Regions from separate parts of the Homo sapiens genome. Here region 1 is linked to region 2. A link is a contact called in ENCODE Hi-C or POLR2A ChIA-PET data. All regions are on one chromosome and are shown on one strand. Each heading gives the region's core, a stretch centred on a gene start or an enhancer-like site at or near the end of the contact. The rest is flanking DNA. Distances are from core to core; before and after follow the strand shown.

Region 1 (4,191 bases), core at 1,514-4,013, 490 kb before region 2:
CTCCAGACTCAGGTCTCTTTTTTTTTTTTTTTTTTTTGAGATGGAGTCTCACTCTGTCACCTGGCTGGAGTGCAGTAGCACATGATCTCTGCTTGCTGCAACCTCCACCTTCTGGGTTCAAGCTATTCTCATGCCTCAGCCTCCCAAGTAGCTGGGACTACAGGTGCCTGCCACCACACCCAGCTAATTTTTGTATTTTTCATAGAAACAGGGTTTCACCATGTTGGCCAGGCTGGTCTTGTACTTCTGACCTCAAGTGATCCACCTGCCTCGATCTCCCAAAATGCTGGGATTACAGGCATGAGCCACCGCACCCAGCCCATTTAATCTTTATTATCTGTATTTATTACCTCTTTATAGGCACTATCTCCAAATACAGTCACATTAGGGGTTAGGTTTCAACATGAATTTTGAGGGGACACAATTCAGTTCATCACACCTACGAAGTGAAATGTATTAAGTAGTAACTCATTTCTTAATAAGGCAAAGTAATTTATAACCACAAAAGAAATCTTCTGAGAAAATAAGATAGTGCGTGTAATTGCCCTGTTTTAACTTTAAGCAAAAGCCATATTTAGCACTTCATTTTAATTATACATTTTTAATAAATATGTCACTATTACTTTTATTTATTTGTTTATTTATTTATTTGTAGACAGAGTCTTGCTCTGCCGCCCAGGCTGGAGTGCAGTGGTGTGATCTCGGCTCACTGCAATCTCTGCCTCCTGGGTTCAAGCTATTCTCCTGCCTCAGCCTCTGGAGTAGCTGGGACTACAGGTGCCCAGTACGCCTGACTAATTTTTGTATTTTTAGGAGAGACAGGGTTTCACCATGTTGGCCAGGCTGGTCTCGAACTCCTGACCTCAAGTGATCCAACCGTCTCGGCCTCCCAAAGTGCTGGAATTACAGGCATGAGCCACCATGCCTGGCCAACTTTTAATTCAATATTTTGAAATATGGAAAATAGTGTGTCAGGCTCTGTACTGCCACATTGTATTTCTTAGGTATCCAGGGACACTCGATTGATCAGTATCAATATCTTCACTCTCTTTTTTAGCAAAAAGGTGCACACTACCTCAGCAAGTGCCAAGTATCCTACAAAGATGAGTAAAACACAGACGAAACAAGCACACTAATAATGCAATACAACTAATTTCTTATGTTACAAAAACTCTTCAAGGATATAGAAGGAACATTCACTCCTGGTGGAACATTCCCAGGTGACTTCATGGGCAAGGTGGCATTTGAGTTGAATCTTTGAGATTGAGGAAAAGAATACAAGCTGAGGGGACAGGATGAGTAAATAAAAAGACACAGAGTTTCTTCTGGAAAGGGAAGTAGTCTCAGTTTGTTGGGCTGAACCACAGGGATCCATCAAAGACTTCATAGCAGAAGAAAGAGAAACACAGTGAGAATCATGATTTGTCAACATTAATCGGGAAACAGTCTCCTGGCTAGATTGGGCAATAGGTGGCAGAGAGCCTGGAATCAGGATAACCCATGTCGTGCATTGGTAACCATCCAGGAGGGCCTAAGGAGGCCTGGATTTGGATGCTAGCTGTGGTCTGGAAAGGAGAGAACAGATGCTGGGATCATCGCCAAGGTTCTGTCAAGATGGTTTGTCATATGTTTGAAGAGTAAGGATGAAGGAGAAGTCAAAGTTGCTGCTGATGTGTGTAGAAATGTATTAAATCATGGGAGAGAAGTCTCTGCAGAGACCTTTCAACATAAAACCTACTAAATCAGTGGCTCTCAGACTGAGGCTCCATGGAAATGCCTGAGGGTTCAAGTCCTCCGGAGCAGCGGGAGGTTGCTCCCTACCTCCTTCAATCACAGCAGCCTCTTTTTTATCTGTTTTATAGATGAATTTCACATGAAATTTTACTGGTTTTTAAAAAAGGGATTCTCTGCTCTAAAATATTTGAGAACCACTATGCTGGGGCCTCCCAAGCTGATATTCTACATCAAGACTAGTCTCCAAAATGTTACTCAAAATCTTATTCAAATCAGTGCCTCCTAGGCAGTTTCCCAGCAGTACACACGTCTGCCTTGGGCCAGTACTTGTCACTGGTTGCATTGAGCAGCTGATGCTCAGAGCACCCCTGTAATAGCTCCAAACATGAGCTAGAAATCTTTAAACAATTGGTGCTCTCCTGAGAGATATTTTTATGCTTCCTGTTCCCTGTCTGACGGTATTTTTGGCCCTTTTCAAGGAAATTAGGAAATTCCACTTTTGTCTCGGTCATTAACCTGGGAGTACTGAGGACAACAACAAAGGAGCTTCGGAGAGAGGATAGGATGGTAGTGGGTAGACCAGATAACCACTATCATTTGATCTTCATAGGAAGGACCAGATGTTCATTCAGTTTTTATTCTTCTAAACCAATTATTCCATCGCAATGAATATCATCTTATTCTGAAACATAAACCACAGTTTCTTACCTGCACCCTGAGCTAAAAAGATAGCTCTCAAGTCTTACTCTCTCCTTTCTCGATACAGTAGTTCACCCCATTTGTGGTCCAGAAGCTGTTTCCAGTGATCTCCAAAGGGGAAAAGTACTTCCATGATGAACATTATGTCTATAAAAATCAAGAAAATAAGCATCAAAAACTTTAGTTTTCCATGCGAATTAAAAAAGCAGCAACCTAAGCATTTCATAGTGTCATGAAGGCAAACTGCAGCTTGTTTTAATTTGCCTTATAACATATCTGCAGTATACCTGGGGAGAACTGATGTTCTAATGAATTAGGAAAGCTTCTTTTATCTCCTTCTACCTGTAGCTTGAAGACCTCAGCTTTTAAAAAGCTGTTGATATTGAACAACTGTTAAATTGGCAGTTATTCACAACTGCCAAATATTGGAATTTCCAATGACTACTGACTCAGGTAGAAAATAGTGTTGATACTTATTAAGCTTTCATGATTTACAAAGTGTTTTCCTATATATTTCCACCTTTAATCTTCACAACCATCTTACAAACCAGGCAGTCCGGAGGTTATTCATCTAATTTATGAAAGCATGGAAATGTTAAATGATAAGCCCAAAGTCTCCTAGCGTGGAAACTTGTTGAGACAGCAGGAAGTTTCACAGAGTTCTAGACTGTTAGAATGTGAAGAGCCTGGAAATCATCATGCTGCTAACATCATTGAAGAGGAAGAAACCAGAGCTAGAAGTTGAGTCACTTCCCCAAGTTCCCACACAGGGTTTCTAGAACTGGAACCACAACCAAGTTTCCTGGCTCTGAGGTCAGTTGTCTTTCTCTACTGCATCACAGAGCAGGGACGCCGTCACGGGGGTGTTGAGACATTAAGTGAGCTGGATCAGACAAGAATATATCCATGTTTACCTTCGCCTTATAACTTATGTAGTCATCTGTGTCCTGGAACTAAGTAATTCAATTGCTAAAACGTTGAAAGTTCTCTTCGCCTTTGGTCATTATATTTATCTCAATTTTGAATTTAATTTATAACCAAATCATGCATCCCATTTCTTTCATTTCAAGCATTTTTTGCCTTGGCCCCATATGCTATCAACCCCTTAAACCATGCTCTCAGCACCTATACTTAGAAAGTAAGCATTCAAGTGCATTAAAATTTCAGAATTTCCGGCTAGAGTTTTCTGGTGGTCACATAAAAATAAACAAAACATCCTTGATCTTAAAAGGAAGAAAGAAAGATCTATTTCAAAAATGAACAATAACATTTTTGTTTTAAAAGTTTAAGAATTAATTTTTAAAATTCCTAGACCATATCATGTCTGGTATTCCTCCTGTACACAGTGATCGGTCAGGTTTCCACATGACCTTAAGAAACTTCCCTATCATGTACCAAAACAATTGAAATGTGAGAAATTAATGAAGAAAATGAAACGTTGATAGCACCAAAGTGGTCCACTCTGGCACTTGTACCCCTCCATGACCTTGTCAACCTGATTTATAACAATTCTGAGTTTCAGCAGCTCCATTTTTATATGTAGAATTTTTCTACTGTTAATGTCACAGGGAAATCACCCTAGTCTTCTAACAGCAAAAAAATATATATAATACCTGTTTCTCGAGAAAATCTGCCAATTCCCAGCAGAACTACAGAACTTTATGATATAATCCAGGGACTTTGCTATGAACAGCATCTGCTGAGATATGCCCTGAACCTAATAGAGGACAAGGAAAAAGGGGTATTTCAGGGGTTTGG
Region 2 (4,091 bases), core at 1,235-3,734:
CACACTTTTAAGCAGCCATGTCAAACAATTGACTTAAATTGAAATTACTTTCAGCTAACACTTCCCCACAAATTGTTTTTACACATGCTGCTGCTAAACCACATGTCCACCGTCCTGTACTTAGGCAACTTTTTTTTTTTTTTGGTTTAGGCCCTCACATTTGTCCTTACTAATTTTATCATGTCAGTTGTGGCCTAATACTCCAGCCTACCAAGATATTTTTATATCTTGAGATTGTCACTCCTGTCCCTTCAAAAGTTTGTTCCATCTGAATATTTCACCATACAAATTTTCAATATCTTCATCTAAGATGTTGACAAGTTTTTGAAGAGCTCAGAGCCCCATTTTAGGCCTCCTGAGACCACCTTCTAGGTGGACCTGAGCTCACCAATCAGCCCCACTTAAATATTATAATTCACTTCATTGTTCTAGTATCTAGCCCACATTTTCCTATCTTATTCCCAAAGGTATTATGAGAGGCCTTTTTGGATAATGCATTACTGAAATCTGTAAAGAACCACACTTCTCTGACCCCTGTCAAAATAGAAAGTGGCATGACTATTCCTCCTATGAAAGCATCCTGTATGGAGGATCAGACCAAATGCTAAAACACTTTAGTAGGTTTACCTAAATACAGCTTGTCTTTCATATATCATGCCTTGACACTTCTTCTGCAAGACCAGTTTTTTCTGTAAGACTAATTGATATTGAGATTTCAATATATATAGAAATGGGACTAAATTTTATCCAAAGCTATTTTTGCCTCTATTTTGGGGGCATTCAAGTTAATTTCCCCCACTTACACTAAACTGTCAAATACTAGAATGTGGAAGCTTGAATATTAGAGATAAGTAAGTGCCCAGTTCCATTCCACCAGTTCACAGCCCTGTCTATCCCTCCATCCCACCCTCACCACCACCCTCCTAAAGCAAGATTATTAACACTGAACTGGACTGCTAAAACTTCTTCCTAGCATCTTTCAGGTGCTTTTGTGGCAGAGCCATTCTGCATGGAGCTGCCAGACCAAGTGTCATTCTTGCTTAGAACTCTTCAGAGCCTCCCCTCTGAGCTCCAAATTCAGTCCAAGTCCTCTCTTGGCTGCTTGCCTGATCAGAGGAGCCACTGCCTCCCCACTCAGACCCTATTCCACCTGGTGGACTTGTCACTCTTCCCTAAATGTCTTCCATGCCTCCCTGATGCCCATCTTTGCCCTGGCTTTTCCTGTGGCCAGGAATGTCTCAACCCTGCTCTAGATTTAGAAATCTTGCTTCTTTCTCAAACAACAAAATGTCTCTCCTCAATGGAGCCTTGACTGATCTCTCCATTGGAAGTGACTTCTTTTTCCACTAAGCTCCTGTTAGCACCCTACAACTTCCAACTGACAATTGTCTTGCATAGAATTATTTGTACACTTGTTTTATCAAAAGCTGCTCCAGTGGGCTGATAGCTTATTCATCTTTTTAATTCACCAAGGGCTGAGCATTTAGTAGAGAGGATGTATTTGTTGGATGGATCATGGGTAGATGGATAGATGGAGGAATGGATGGAGTTGAGGTTTAAGAGAGGATAAATAACTTGCCAAGATCACGAAGTTGGACTAATAGAATTAATAATAGACTCAGTTCCCAAATTCAGTATTAACATATTTGTCTAGCACCACTCCACATTCTCTTCCATGGTTTTGCTTTGAACTTTTGGTAGAAGCCTTAGTAATAAACATCCAGTTTTATAAAATAAAGTCTTATATTTGTTTATATTATAAATTTATTACTCCTTGATTTACATGCTTAGGAATATAAATCTGAGAAAAATACATGGTAGGATTTTCCTACCACATTCTAAAAGCTTAAGAAATATCTGAAGCTAAGCATGGTGGCTCATGCCTGTAATCCCAGCACTTTGAGAGGCCGAGGCAAGAGGGTTGCTTGAGCTCAGGAGTTCAACACCAGCCTGGGCAACATAGTGAGACCTTGTTTCTACCAAAAAAAAAGATTATTTACATGTGGTGGTGCACAACTGTAGTCCCAGGTACTGGGAGGCGTAGGTAGAAGGATAGCTTGAGCCCAGGAGGTTGAGGCTGCAGGGAGCTGTGATTGTGCCACTGCACTCCAGCCTAGATGACCGAGCAAGATGCTGTCTCAAAAAAAAAAAGAAAGAATTTGAATGGAGACACTGCCACTTCTGCACATCTGTCCTATATGATTTAAAATATCTCTGAATACCTTGAAAACACTGATCTTTTCAACTCTAAAACTCAGAATTCTCTTAATAAAATAGTATGCTGTAGTTATACTGTGTCAGCAGTTTTGGGGGGTTTTTGTTGTTAATTGTTTGTTGTTTTTGTGAGACATGGGCTAGGGATCTGATGTTAAAAATAGACATTAAGCCCCAGGACAAAATGGCCATTCTACCTAGAGACAGCAGTTCTGGCGTTCTGAGGCCACAGTGTAACATAAACATGATGTTGTCAACCTGAGCCAGGGCTGATTTGCCTCATTTGAATCTGAAAGGGAGCCCACATCCTTCCTGTTGCTACACAAAGATGCTGAAAAGAATTCACAGAGAAAACAAATGGACTAATGCGTGTTATGTTTCCCAGAAGTTCTGTCCCCAGTGCCCCCAAAATAGTAAAATAGTTGGGAATGAGGTTGAGCAAGAAAAGAATAAAGGAATAAAAGTATACAATGCCAAGGAAAGGCCAATAGAAACTATTCTTTTTGCTTTGCTTCTCTTGGTGTTTTTTTCCAGTGTGACTCTGTAGATAATGGCAAAGAGAAATGCAGGGTCATTTTTTCCATTTTCAAGTAAAACTTATTTTGCACAATAGACCCACTGAGGCTTGCACTCATTCATGTCTACGACTCCCATCTCTCCAGTCTCAACAAAAGTGAAGGTGGCCATTGTGTCCTTTCATTGTTCTGTGACTTTGCTGCCCCTTTCTTGCTTTTTAAAATAAGTTCCTTAGAAGTATGGAATGGCGGGAACGCATGCCCTTTGTTTCAGCAATTCAGTCAAAATTTCCCAACTTGCCTTCAATGTTAGTAAAAAAAAAAAAAAAAAAATGACATGAATTGTACTGGCATGAATCTAGGTGGTCTGGCCAACAAAGAAAGGAAAGGAGGGAAGAAAATGAGGAAAGGAGGAGAGAGGAAGAGCCTGCATCCCTAAAATTTCTTTTCTCAACAAATATTTACTTGGTTACCTCTATTACAGGCATTTATGGTCATTGTATTAATTCATTCTCACATTACTGTAAAGAAATACCTGAGACTGAGTAATTTATAAAGAAAAGAGGTATAATTGGCTCGTGGTTCTGCAGGTTGTACAGGAAGCATAGCGGCTTCTGCTTCCAGGGAGGCCTCCGGAAGCTTCCAATCATGGCGGAAGGCAAAGGGGAAGCGAGGCATCTCACATGGTGGGAGCAGGAGAGAGGGCTAGGAGAAAGGTGCTACCCACTTTTAAACAACCAGATCTCACAAGAACTCACTGTCATGAGGACAGTACCAAGGAGGATGGTGCTAAACCATTCATGAGAAACTACCCCCATGACCCAATTACCTCCCACCAGGCCTCACCTCCAAAGTTGGGGATTATAATTCGACATGAGATTTGGACGGAGACATACATGCAAACTGTATCGGTTATGTTGCAGAAAGTCAGAATGGAAGGAATCTGGAGCCAAGTACATAAAGGCAGGAGCTACTTCAAAACGGACATATATGTTAGTAGCAGTTGTACATGCTGTCACTCTTGGATCAGAAGTTAAAGATGTCAGACTTAAACTGGATGTAACAGGGAAATTCTACAGATGTGGGGATGCAAATTATGGGATTTTTTTTTTTTCCAGGAGAAATCATGCAGTCTTCCTAGAGGTCTCCATCATAAGCGAGTTTTCCATCATGTAGGTCATTTATCCCTGTCATTTCTTAATTCCATATTTGTTTCCACACACAGATTTTGAACATATATTTTGAACATATATTTATTTAAAATATTTGTTTTTATCTAGCATTGTGCTGAAAGTTTTACCCTATTATAATTGTGTTATCTACATTTAAGTTTTTTACCTTTTAAGGAAAAGAAAAAGGAGA

The links. A loop is a pair of places that touch in the nucleus more often than their neighbours do. ChIA-PET counts read pairs that join two places held with the same protein, here RNA polymerase II (POLR2A). Pooled maps may share reads with other maps.
Region 1: a loop to region 2 is called in a pooled map of heart left ventricle, with 1.9 times the contacts of the local background. The contact joins the promoter of LAMA4-AS1 here to the enhancer-like site in region 2. A Hi-C loop is called at or near these places in 1 of 50 pooled maps. POLR2A ChIA-PET finds 5 or more read pairs at or near these places in 2 of 52 experiments (AG04449 and activated CD8-positive, alpha-beta memory T cell).

What each region holds. Positions count from the first base shown.
Region 1 is chr6:112,235,168-112,239,358 of GRCh38, reverse strand. It overlaps LAMA4-AS1 (LAMA4 antisense RNA 1), which reads right to left and starts at 2,763. Exons shown (of 3, transcript NR_121193.1): 1 at 2,721-2,763; 2 at 2,443-2,580. The region is part of intron 2 of LAMA4 (laminin subunit alpha 4); the gene reads left to right.
Region 2 is chr6:111,749,689-111,753,779 of GRCh38, reverse strand. The region is part of intron 3 of FYN (FYN proto-oncogene, Src family tyrosine kinase); the gene reads left to right. Among named protein-coding and RNA genes, the nearest start is that of FYN, 120 kb to the left of the region's middle. RefSeq lists an enhancer at 2,240-2,812. Within about 2 kb of position 2,484, at least 7 of the 41 ENCODE cell types and tissues checked have a DNase peak (open chromatin) inside an H3K27ac peak, as active enhancers do.